2 separate regions of the Homo sapiens genome follow, and region 2 is linked to region 1. A link is an interaction called in ENCODE POLR2A ChIA-PET data of the cell type or tissue named here. Cell type or tissue: OCI-LY7. All regions are shown on one strand. Each heading gives the region's core, and the rest is flanking DNA. Links, peaks and the distances in the headings are about the cores only. Region 1 has its middle 18 kb from the start of KLF13. Region 2 has its middle 91 kb from the start of KLF13.

Region 1 (5,379 bases), core at 1-5,000:
TAGAAGTAGCATTATTGGGAAATTAGTATCTGCATTTCTAAGTTTGGAAATTTTTGCAAATTGCTGTCCGTTGATATCATCCATTGTGAGCCTAGTACATGCTGAACACTGAACTCAACATTTTATCTGGATTATTTTATTTCGTCTCACCGTGGCCCTAAAATGGAGCTTATTCCGATGCTGGTTTTACAGATAAGCACACAGATGCTCAGAAAAACTCAGCAACATGCCAAATAGCCATCTGGGCTGGTGGGGTGGGGTCGGGATGGACCCTGAGTCTCCAGGCCCCTGTCAGGCCCTTTCCTAAGGGCACACAGGCCCAGCCCTGGGGCACCTGCCCCGCCCAGAGGGCCTGGACCCTTGACCTGTTCTCCAAGCCCCATTCAAGCATGCAAGCCTTGTGCACCAGGAGCCCGCAGACTGGCCCTCCTCACACCAGCCAGGCTCTCCTGGAACCAGTCACCGGCCACCCCATTGGGGCCTTGGGATGCACAGTCCTTCTGCCCCTGAGGCTCTCCCCCATGAGATGCTGTCCTCAGCCGGGCTGGCTGGTCCGAACTTGGGAGCTTGGCTTGCTCGGAGGGGTCTCCTCGCTCAGCCCTCTCCCAGCTCCCCAGTCTCCTTCTTCCAGGCCAGCTGCACACTTTGGGGTGATGTCCTCCAGCCTCTGCATCTTTCCTGGTCAGACTGTGAGTTCTGAGCCTCCGGGCCTGCGTCCCAGGCCCAGCATGATGCTCACCAAGCCGGGTGCAGGAGAGGACAATGGGAGAGGCAGGGCAGGCCCAGGGAAGCTAGGAGCCACCGCCTTTCCCGGGAGGGCCCTGGCTTCCTCTGAATCACAAAGTGGTTAGCATGCAGGGGAGTGCGCCGGTCCCCCGCCTGTATTTGCATGACAAAAGCGCCTGCCCAACGGCTCTCGGTGGCTTTGTTGAGAGCTGCAGCCTCGCTCAGGCTGAGCCTTGGGAATTGTTCCCCGACATTGGTTGTTCCTGGGCTCCACAGCTACCCCGGCCGACAAAAGCCACATTGTGGGGCTGACGGCAGCTGCCAGCACCTGCTCCCTGCACCGCGGCTGCCTCGAGGCTCTGCGCCGCGCCTGATGCCTTTGCTAGGACACAGCCAGGGGCAGACCCCGAGGCCCTGGGCATCATCCAGAACACATTGTGAGGGGTGGGGTGGGTGGTGGGGGAAACTTGCCTGGTTCCCAAAGGGCCTGGGGGGATGGCCTGGGGCTGGCCATGGCGAGGTGAGGACTCCAAGGTCACCAGTGTAGGCTGGAAGAGGGAAGAAAACCACAAACCCCAAGCGTGCGGCGCCCACGCTGCAGCATTGCATTATTTGATGCTTCGCTCACAACAGGTGTTTTTCTTACTCTTCAAATGGGGAAACAGGCTCAGAGAGGTTCACTAGCCAGCCCAGTATCACACAGCAGAGCCGAGGTTTGAAGGTCCCGGCCCCTCGGGGCATGCTTCTCACAGCGGTCCCAGAGTTTCCCCTGGCCCTTTCCCCTTTCCCTTCTGAGCTTCTCAGTCCTTTCTCTCTCTCCTCAATGGCCTTGCCACAGCATCCAGCTGCCTTGGCGGCAAGCACAGTGCCCTCCGCCCTCGCTGCGTCCCTGGGGTGCCTGCCGTCAGTGGCCTCCCCTTCCTTGTGGAGCACTTCCCCCTTCCTCACTGGTCCTGGGGCTGTGTCCATTACATACCACTCCCTTGTGTCTTTTATGGATCCACAAACTCCTGTTAGCCCACCGAGCCCTGTGCACCCCTCCTCTTCCCCAGAAGCTCCTCCTGAGCCCTGCTGCCTTCTCTCCATGCATGGTCCTGTGTCCCGGCTGTGAGCACCTGCATTTTGGCACCTGGTACCTAGCCCAGAAGCTCCACCTCAGTGCCTGCATTCAGCCAGCGCTCATGAAACTAAATTAACTTCACGACTGTATTCCAAATGCAAATGTTGTCGCTACTCTGACTTACAGGAGAAAGTCTTAACTAGTGCTTGCCTCTGGCTCACCTGAAGGGGCTAGGGCCGTGCCAGTCACAGATGCGAAGGCCTCCGCACACCCGCAGGCAGCGGCCTTTCCTGAGGCCTTGACAGAGACAGGAACTGTGTAGGAAAAGCTGTGTTGAAGGCCATCCCCTCCAGAGATCAGAGCAGGGAAGGGGGCCATTACCACTGAGTCACCCTGGGGTGGGAAGGCTGTGCAGCAAACCTGCAAACAGCATGAGGAGAGGAGCCCTGAAAGCCACCGCCTGCTCCTGAGGGACACAGCCCACCTGCAGAGACTCTGGGGGAGGCTCCCTCCTTCTTTCTCCCGGGGATCTCCTGCTGGGACTCCCTGAAGTCCAAAACCAACCAGAGGGAGGTCAAAGGAGTCCATGATGCACCCAGTGGACTGGGGTAGAGGTGTGTCCTCTGAGGAGCCAGGAGCACAGCCCCCAGGGGAAAGGTTGGCCCAGCTGGAGGTGACACTATGACTAGGAAACAGGGCTGTGGGAAGGATCAACATGCAGCAGGTGCAGAAGCCAGAGCTCAGGAGGAGAAAGGCCCAGCAGCCTCAACAAGAAAGGGAGGTGTGGGGAAGACCCCAAGGAGAGGCTGCAGGTGGGCCGGGCCAGCAGGAGAGCTGTGGGCGGGACCTCAGTGTCACAGCCCAGGAGGAGCTGAGCCCTTGCCTGGGCCCCACCCTCCCCTGCCTGCACCCCTGCTGCACAACCATTCAGCTTGTGGGGGAAGACAGAGCCAGCTGCAGGCTGTGGGGAGAAGGACCGGTGCTTGCCCTCCTTTTAGGTCCCAGGGACTCCCCCATCGCACCTGCGAGGAAGCTTTTGGGGGTCAGAGCTGCCTTGATCAAGCTTACAGTGAGCTTGAAAACCCTCGGACACACAGGCTAACAATTCTCACCAGGAAAACCCTGGGACATCTCAGAGAGGCAGAAGGGAGTTGTGGAATTAGAAACATTTCATCCTCTGCTCCCCCACTACTGGGAAAGCAAAAACCCACACCTCAGAGCATGCTCATTTGCTACGTATCCAATTAAACCTTAAAGGGCACTTGGAATTTGAATGAGTTCCCCAAATTGTCCCAAGTTATGCAACTGAGTCAGAATTCAGGGTCTGTAATAAGACCCCGGGGGTGGCCCACACTGGATGGGCTGATCCAATGGATGTGCCCAGCCACTCTCCGGTGCCACCTCCCCTACAAGAGCTGCCAGGTCAGAAACTTGCTTCCCCCATCTCCCCCAGTGCTGGCGGGGACAAGCACCCTGTGGCCAGTAAAGTGAAGCAGAAGTCTTCTGGAAAAGCAGCTTCTTCTTACGGAGGGCACAGGTTGCTGGCTTCTACCAGCCTCCCCGGGCTTCTGACTCCAGCTGCAGACCTGGAGCAGTGACAAGTGTCTCTAGAGCAGAAAGCCAACACTTTAAGGATGGTAGAGGAGCCGGGTCCCTGTGGGCACCCCTGAGCCACTTCCCTGGCCCTGGGAAGGCCCACCTGCCAACCTCTTATGATGGGAGACCCCTGTTTGTTTAACTGGCTGTCAACTGATCTAACAGATCAACAGGCTCCAACATAGGTCCCGGGCGTGGCTTTGTGTGGCCCACTGTGTCTCTTGCAGCAGGTTTCCCTCCTGTGCAGGGGGCCTAATTCCTGCATCATGGAGTGTCTTATCAGCTCAGGAGGCTATTACAAAATAGCACAGACTGGGTGGCTTATTTCTCACTGTTCTGGGGCTGGGAAGTCCAAGATCCAGGCGCCAGCAGCGGGCTTTCTCCCTGGCATGGAGATGGCCGTCTTCCTCCTGTTACCGCACATGGTGGAGATGTTCTCTCTCTCTCTTCTCTCTCCTCCCTCTCTTCTTAAAAAGTCACGAATCCAGCTGGGCACGGTGACTCATGCCTGTAATCCCAGCACTTTGGGAGGCTGAGGCAGGTGGATCACCTGAGGTCAGGAGTTCGAGACCAGCCTGGCCAACATGGCGAAACCCCAACTCTACTAAAATCACAAAAATTAGCCGGGTCTGGTGGTGGGCGTCTGCAATTCCAGCTACTCGGGAGGCTGAGGCAGGAGAATTGCTTGAACACAGGAAGTAGAGGTTTCATTGAGCTATGATTGTGCCACTGCACTCCAGCCTGGGTGATAGAGCAAGACTCCATCTCAAAAAAAAAAAAGGTCACTAATGCTATCCTGAAGACTCCGCACTCATGACCTAATCACCTCCCAAAGGCCACCGTCACACTGGGGGTTGGGGCCTCAACACATAAATTTGGGGATGTGGGGACCAAATTCAATCTGTGGGGATGAGACAGGAGCCTGAGAAGCCTGAGTGCTTGGTGTCATGATGGGTGGACAAATGTAGACGATTTCCTAGTAATCACCAATTTCTTCCAGACATAACCCCCTGCCTTCTGGAGAGCACACTGGGGGAAGACGAGGGGTACTCTTTTTTTGTCTTATCTCTAAGAAAGGATGGGAGGGTGACTGGGTGGGGGCAGGGCTACAGATGGCTGTGAGCCTGAGAACAGCCCCATGGCCTAGGGTCGCTGAGAGTGGGGCTGGAGGTCTGTGGTCCTGGAAGCAAACTTCTTAAAGGGCAGGAAAACCAACGGTGCCTTTGTCAGAGCTTAGCTGTATCTTTACAGACAACGGTGGCAGTGAGAGGATGAAATGTTCTGGTCCCTGCAGCTCCCTTCTCCACCCTCACCGGCACTCTCCCAACACACCCCGAAGAGGTGGGTAGGCTCCAGAAAAGCCCTAACATGGGGTATGACCAGGGTGAGAGTGCAGCATTCTGAAGACAGAGATCTCAGTTTGGTTGATAAAGAAGCAATATTTAAGCCAGGCTCAGTGGCTCACGCCTATAATCCCAACACTCTGGGAGGCCAAGGCAGGCAGATCACTGGAGGTCAGGAGTTTGAGAGCAGCCTGGTCAACATGGTGAAACCCCGTCTCTACTAAAAGTACAAAAATCAGCCAGGCGTGGTGGCAGGCGCCTGTAATCCCAGCTCCTCAGAAGACTGAGGTGGGAGAATTGCTTGAACCTGGGAGGCGGAGGTTGCAGTGAGCCAAGATCACGCCACTGCACTCCAGCCTGGGTGACAGAGTAAGACTCCATCTCAAAAAAAAAAAAAAAAAAAAAAAGGAGCTATTTGGATAGAAAAGAGATTAAGAGTCCATTGCAAAAATGTAAATATGGTCTGCATATTATACAATATTCATAGATTAACAATAAAGTTCTTCAGTCCAATACAGGCTCTGCGGCTATCCAAGAGCAAGTCCTCCTTTTTTGCAAATGTGTAGGGCAAAGTGTTGTGATGTCAGCAGCTGACTTTCAAATCATTTCAAAAAATATAGAGATATAGACAGAGAGATGGAAAGAGAAATACAG
Region 2 (5,379 bases), core at 1-5,000, 110 kb after region 1:
AGGTATATCCTTCATGAATGTCTTGGTGCTATCCTCATATTAATGACTGAGTTCTTATTCTATGAGTTCCCATGGGAGCTAGTTGTTTAAAATAATCTGGCACTTCCCTTCCTCCCCTCTCTGTTGCTTCCATTCTCTTGCCATGTGATCTCTGTACACGTCCGCTCCCCTTTGCCTTCTGCCGTGAGTCCATGAGTGAAAGCAGCCTATAGCTCTCACCAGAAGTAGATGTTGGTACCATGTTTCTTGTAAAGCCTGCAGAACCATGAGCTAAATAAAACTCCTTTCTTTATAAATCATCCAGCCTAAGGTATTCCTTTATAGCAACACAAATGAACTAAGACAGAACATTCCACTGAATTATGACAAAATGCATACTCTTCTCAAGTGTACATAAAACATTCTCCAGACCATATGCTAAACCATAAAGCATACCTCAATAAATTTAACAGAATTGAAATAATACAAAATATGTTCTCTGACCACAATGGAATGAAATTAGAAATTTATAGCAGGAAAATAATTTGGTAAACTCAGAGATATGTGGAAATTTTACAAAACACTCCTGAATAACCAATAGGACAAAGAAAAAATAAAAAGGGAAGTCAGAAAATAGATTGATGTGAGTGAAAACGAAGATACGACATCCCCAAAGTAAAGGAATGCGAGTAAAGCAGTGCTTAGAGGGAAATTTATAGCTGTAAATACCTATGTTAAAAAAGAAAAAAGATCTTAAATCAATACTCTAACCTTTCACCTTAAGAGACTGGAAACTAAACCCAAAGCAAGCCAAAGGAAGAAAATAATAAAGATTAGAATAGAAATCAATGAAATAGAGAATAAAAAACAATAGATGGACAATAAAAATAATAGAAAAAATTGATAAAACCAAAAGCTGGTTCTTTATAAACATCTACAAAATTGATAAATATTTAATTTTTAGGTTGAAATTTTCAGCTTCTAGGTTGAACAAGAAAAAAAAAGAGGGCTCAAATTACTAGAATCAGGAATAAAAGAGGAGACATTACTACCGACTTTACAGAAGTAAAAGGGATTTTAAAGAAATGCTATGAACAATTGTATGCCAACAAGTTACGTAACAACAAATTAGATAAAACTGACAAATTTCTAGAAAGATACAAACTACCAAAACTGATTACACAAGAAATAAACAATCCGAATATACCTATAAGAAGCAAAGTAATAAAAAACTACCCACTAAGAAAATCTTAGGCCCAGAATACTTCATCACTGAATTCTACCAAGCATTTAAAGGAGAATTAATGCTAATATCTCACATTAAAAAAGGGGTGGGAACACTCTCCAACTCATTATGAAGCCATTATTATCCTTATACAAATACCACAGAAGACATTACAAGAAAACTACAGAGCAATATCTGTTATGAATACAGATATAAAAAATTCTAAACAAAATAATAGCAAACCAAATTCAGCAATATATAAAAAGAATTATACACCATGACCAAGTGATATTTACAGCAGAGATGTAAGGTTGACTTAACATTTTAAAAATAATTAATGTAATACATCACACAATAGATTAAAAACCAAAAATTACATGAACATCTCAAAAATCATTTGAAAAACTCCAACACCTTTTCTTGAGAAAAACACTTACCAAACTAAAAACAAGGAAACTTCTTTAATTAGATAAAGGCATTTATAAAACACCCATATCAAATATCATACTTAATAGTGAAAGGAAAAATGGACCAAAATACTCTCAAAGGAATCAAGAAAAGAGAGAAAAATTAACATAGAACAAATGAGACAAATAGCATCATTGAGATGGTAGCTTTAAATTGAGATATATTAGAAATTTCATTAACTTGTGTGTTGCATGTTTGCTTTGTCATGAACTGTTAATATGTTTCCTAGAGTTCGAATGTGTCCCTCAAAGTTCATGTGTTGGAAACTTACTCCCCAATGTAAAGCATTGAGAGGTGGAGCCTTTAAGAGGTGATTAGGTTATGGAGTGCTCTGCCCTAATACATGAATTAATGGCAATGTTATGAGTAATTATCGTGATTAGTTATCATGAAAGTGGGTTCCTTACAAAAGGATGAGTTTGGTTTGCCCCCTTCTCCCTCTCTCATCCATGTGATGCCTTCTACCACATTATGAAGCAGCAAAAAGGCAATCACAAGATGCTGACCCCTTGATCTTGGACTTCCAAGCCTCCAGAACTATGAGAAATAAATTTCTTTTTAAAATAAATTATCTAGGCCGGGCACAGTGGCTCATGGCTGTAATCCCCAGCACTTTGGGAGGCCGAGATGGGAGGATCACTTGAGGTCAGGAGTTCAAGAACAGCCTGGCCAACATGGTGAAACCCCATCTCTACTAAAAATACAAAAATTAGCCAGGCATCATGGTGTGCGCCTGTAATCCCAGCTACTCAGAAGGCTGAGGCATGAGAATTGCTTGAACCCGGGAGGCAGAGGTTGCAGTGAGCTGAGATCATGCCACTGCACTTGAGCCTGGGTGACAGAGTGAGACTCTGTCTCAAATAAAATAAAATAAAATAAATTATCTAGTCTCTGGTATTCTGTCTTTTTTTTCCTTTTTTTTAAAACAGAGTTTTGGTTTTGTTGCCCAGGCTGGAGTGCAATGGTGCGATCTCGGCTCACTGCAACCTCCATCTCCCAGGTTCAAGGGATTCTCCTGTCTCAGCCTCCCGAGTAGCTGGGATTACAGGCGCATACCACCATGCTTTGCTAATTTTTGTATTTTTAGTAGAGACAGGGTTTCATCATATTATATGGTCCGGCTGGTCTGGAACTCCTGACCTTAGGTGATCTGCCTGCCTCAGCCTCCCAAAATGCTGGGATTACAGGCATGAGCCACTGCGCCCGGCTTTCTGGTATTCTGTTACAGCAGCACAAAATGGACTAAGACAATATTAAATGATCCAATTAAAGTAAAAAGTTTGTTAAAGTGTATTAAAAACCTAACAAACTTTACCTTTTTTTTAAATGACAAAGTGCACATTCAACACACAAGGATACAGGGAGCTTGTGAATAAGAGAACTAAAAAAGATTTACTGTGCAAACACTAACCAAAACCCACCTCTATATATAAAAAGACAAAATAGAGCCTATGACAGAGCTTTACTTCTAAGTAACTCAAGGTTTAAAGAAGAACTGTAATTAAAAATTTACACTTAATTACATAAAAGCTCTCCATATACTGTATATCAAATCTTGTTGGAAGCAGCTAAAGTTGTACTTTAGAGGATTTTTTTTAGCCTTCAAACATAAAAAGAGAGAATAAAGGCTGAAAGAGCGATTATCTATTTGAAGAAATTAGGAAAACAAAATATCCATTTGAAGAAATCAGAGAAAAAGTATATTAAATCTAAAGAAAGTAGAGTGAAAGACACAGGGATGACAAGAACAGAAATTAATGACATAGAAAACAAACATAAATAAAAGGAATTGACCAAACCAAAAGTTGCTTCTTTGCAAAAATTAATGAGATGATATACTTTAGTAACAGTGTTCAAGGACAAAAACAAAGAGTGCACAAATAACACTATCAAGAATGAAAGAGGACTATCACTATCAATCCCACAAATAATAATATGAAAAGTAGAGGACATACTGAACAACTCAACACCACAAAACTGTGAAAGATAGTTAACTGAAAAAATGCTAATTACAGAAACAAACACAGTAGAAATAGTACTAAATAAATTTAATCAGTAAGAAAATTTTTTCTACAAAAATTTTTATACAAAGCTACCATGGCTTTCCTAGCAGGATTTATGTATCAGTCCATTTTTGTGTTGCTATAAAGAAATACTCAAGAATGAGTAATTTATAATGAAAAAATATTTAGGTTTGGTGTGGTGGCTCACATCTGTGATCCTAGCACTTTGGGAGACCAAGGCTAGAAGATCCCTTGTGCTCAGGAGTCTGAGACCAGCCTGGGCAACATAGAGAGACCCTGTCTCTAAAAATACATACATATATACAAACATAAATAAGAAAGGAGATCTAATTGGCTCACAGTTCTGCAGCTGTACAGGAAGCTTGGTGCTGGCATCTGCTTCTGGTGAGGGCCTCAAGATGCATACAATCATGGTGGAAGGCAAATGAGGAGCTGGTGTATTTCATGGTGCATCCCCCCAGAAAAGGCTTGAGAGGCCCCCAGAATCCCTAGCTGGGTGACTAGTGAAGATCATTCCTTGTATAAAGCCAGGCCACAAAGACTGAAGAGTTGCCTGTTTTTCAAAAGCACAAATCCCAGTAAAAAATAATAAGGCATGTGAAGAAATAGGGAAAAATGGCCCAAAGGAACAAAATAAATATCCAGGAACTGACCTTAAACAAAGAGATCAATTAATGACCTGAAAAAGAATTCAAAATAATTGTCTTAAAGAACTTCAATGTGATACAAGAGTACACAGATAGACAACTAAAAACAAATCCAGAAAACAATGCATTAACAAAGTGACAATATGATCAAAGAGACAAAAACTAAGGAAGAAAAAACAAATAGAAATTCCAGAGCCGAAGATTGCAATAACTGAATTATAAAATTCGCTAGAAGGGTTCAATAGACAACTTGATCAAGCAGAACAAAGAATCAGTGAAGTTGAAGACAGATAATTTGAAATGATCAAGTCACAGGAACAAAAAGAATAAAGGATTAGTAAAAGTGAAGAAAGCATAAGGGACTTATGAAAAATCATCAAGCCTATCAATATACATGTTATAGGAGTTAAAAAGAAGAAAGAGAGCAAAGGGCAGAGAGCTTATTTGAAGAAATAATGGCCCAAACTTCCAAATCTAAGGAAGAAAATGGACATCCAAATTCTAGAAGCTCGAAGGATGCTGACAAAGAAGAACCCAAAGATGCCCACACTGAGACATATTGTAATCAAACTATCAAGGACAGTTTGATGTATCAGAAGTCAAGGATAAAGAGAGAGTCTTGAAAATAGCAAGAGAAAAGCCACTTGTATGTACAAGGGAGCTACTGTAAGATTATCAGCTGATTTCTCAGCAGAAACATTATAGGCTGGAAAGGAGTGAGATGTTATATTCAAAGTGCTGGAAGAAAAAAACCTTTTGTCAACCAAGAATATTATAACCAACAAAACTGTTCTTCAAAAATGAAGGAGAAGGCAGCCAAGTGGTCTCCCAAGACCATAACCCAGCAGCCACTAGTGTCGTCGCCACCCATAAAAGAGCCGAGCTGAGTGGGGGTGCTGCCCAGAATCCTGTGGGCAAAAGACTACAGCAGGAGCTGATGACCCTCATGATATCTGGTGACAAAGGGATTTCTGCTTTCCTTGAATCAGACAACCTTTTCAAATGGGTAGGGACCATCCATGGAGCAGCTGGCACA

The links. Peaks named below come from ENCODE experiments on the same cell type or tissue, not always from the same donor. Only the 100,000 strongest peaks of a DNase experiment are listed, where the experiment ranks them.
Region 2: POLR2A ChIA-PET joins it to region 1 with 5 read pairs; 4 of 35 experiments call an interaction of 5 or more read pairs at or near these places.

What each region holds. Positions count from the first base shown.
Region 1 is chr15:31,305,820-31,311,198 of GRCh38, forward strand. No RefSeq gene overlaps it. Among named protein-coding and RNA genes, the nearest start is that of KLF13, 18 kb to the right of the region's middle. RefSeq lists enhancers at 1-2,186, 954-1,539. In OCI-LY7, for the core only: no CTCF peak of the experiment used is centred there; DNase peaks (open chromatin) are centred at 912, 1,352, 1,902 and 2,662; H3K4me3 peaks cover 3,374 bases; H3K27ac peaks cover 3,716 bases.
Region 2 is chr15:31,414,965-31,420,343 of GRCh38, forward strand. It overlaps a transcript of KLF13 not described here and the pseudogene UBE2CP4. Among named protein-coding and RNA genes, the nearest start is that of KLF13, 91 kb to the left of the region's middle. In OCI-LY7, for the core only: no CTCF peak of the experiment used is centred there; no DNase peak of the experiment used is centred there.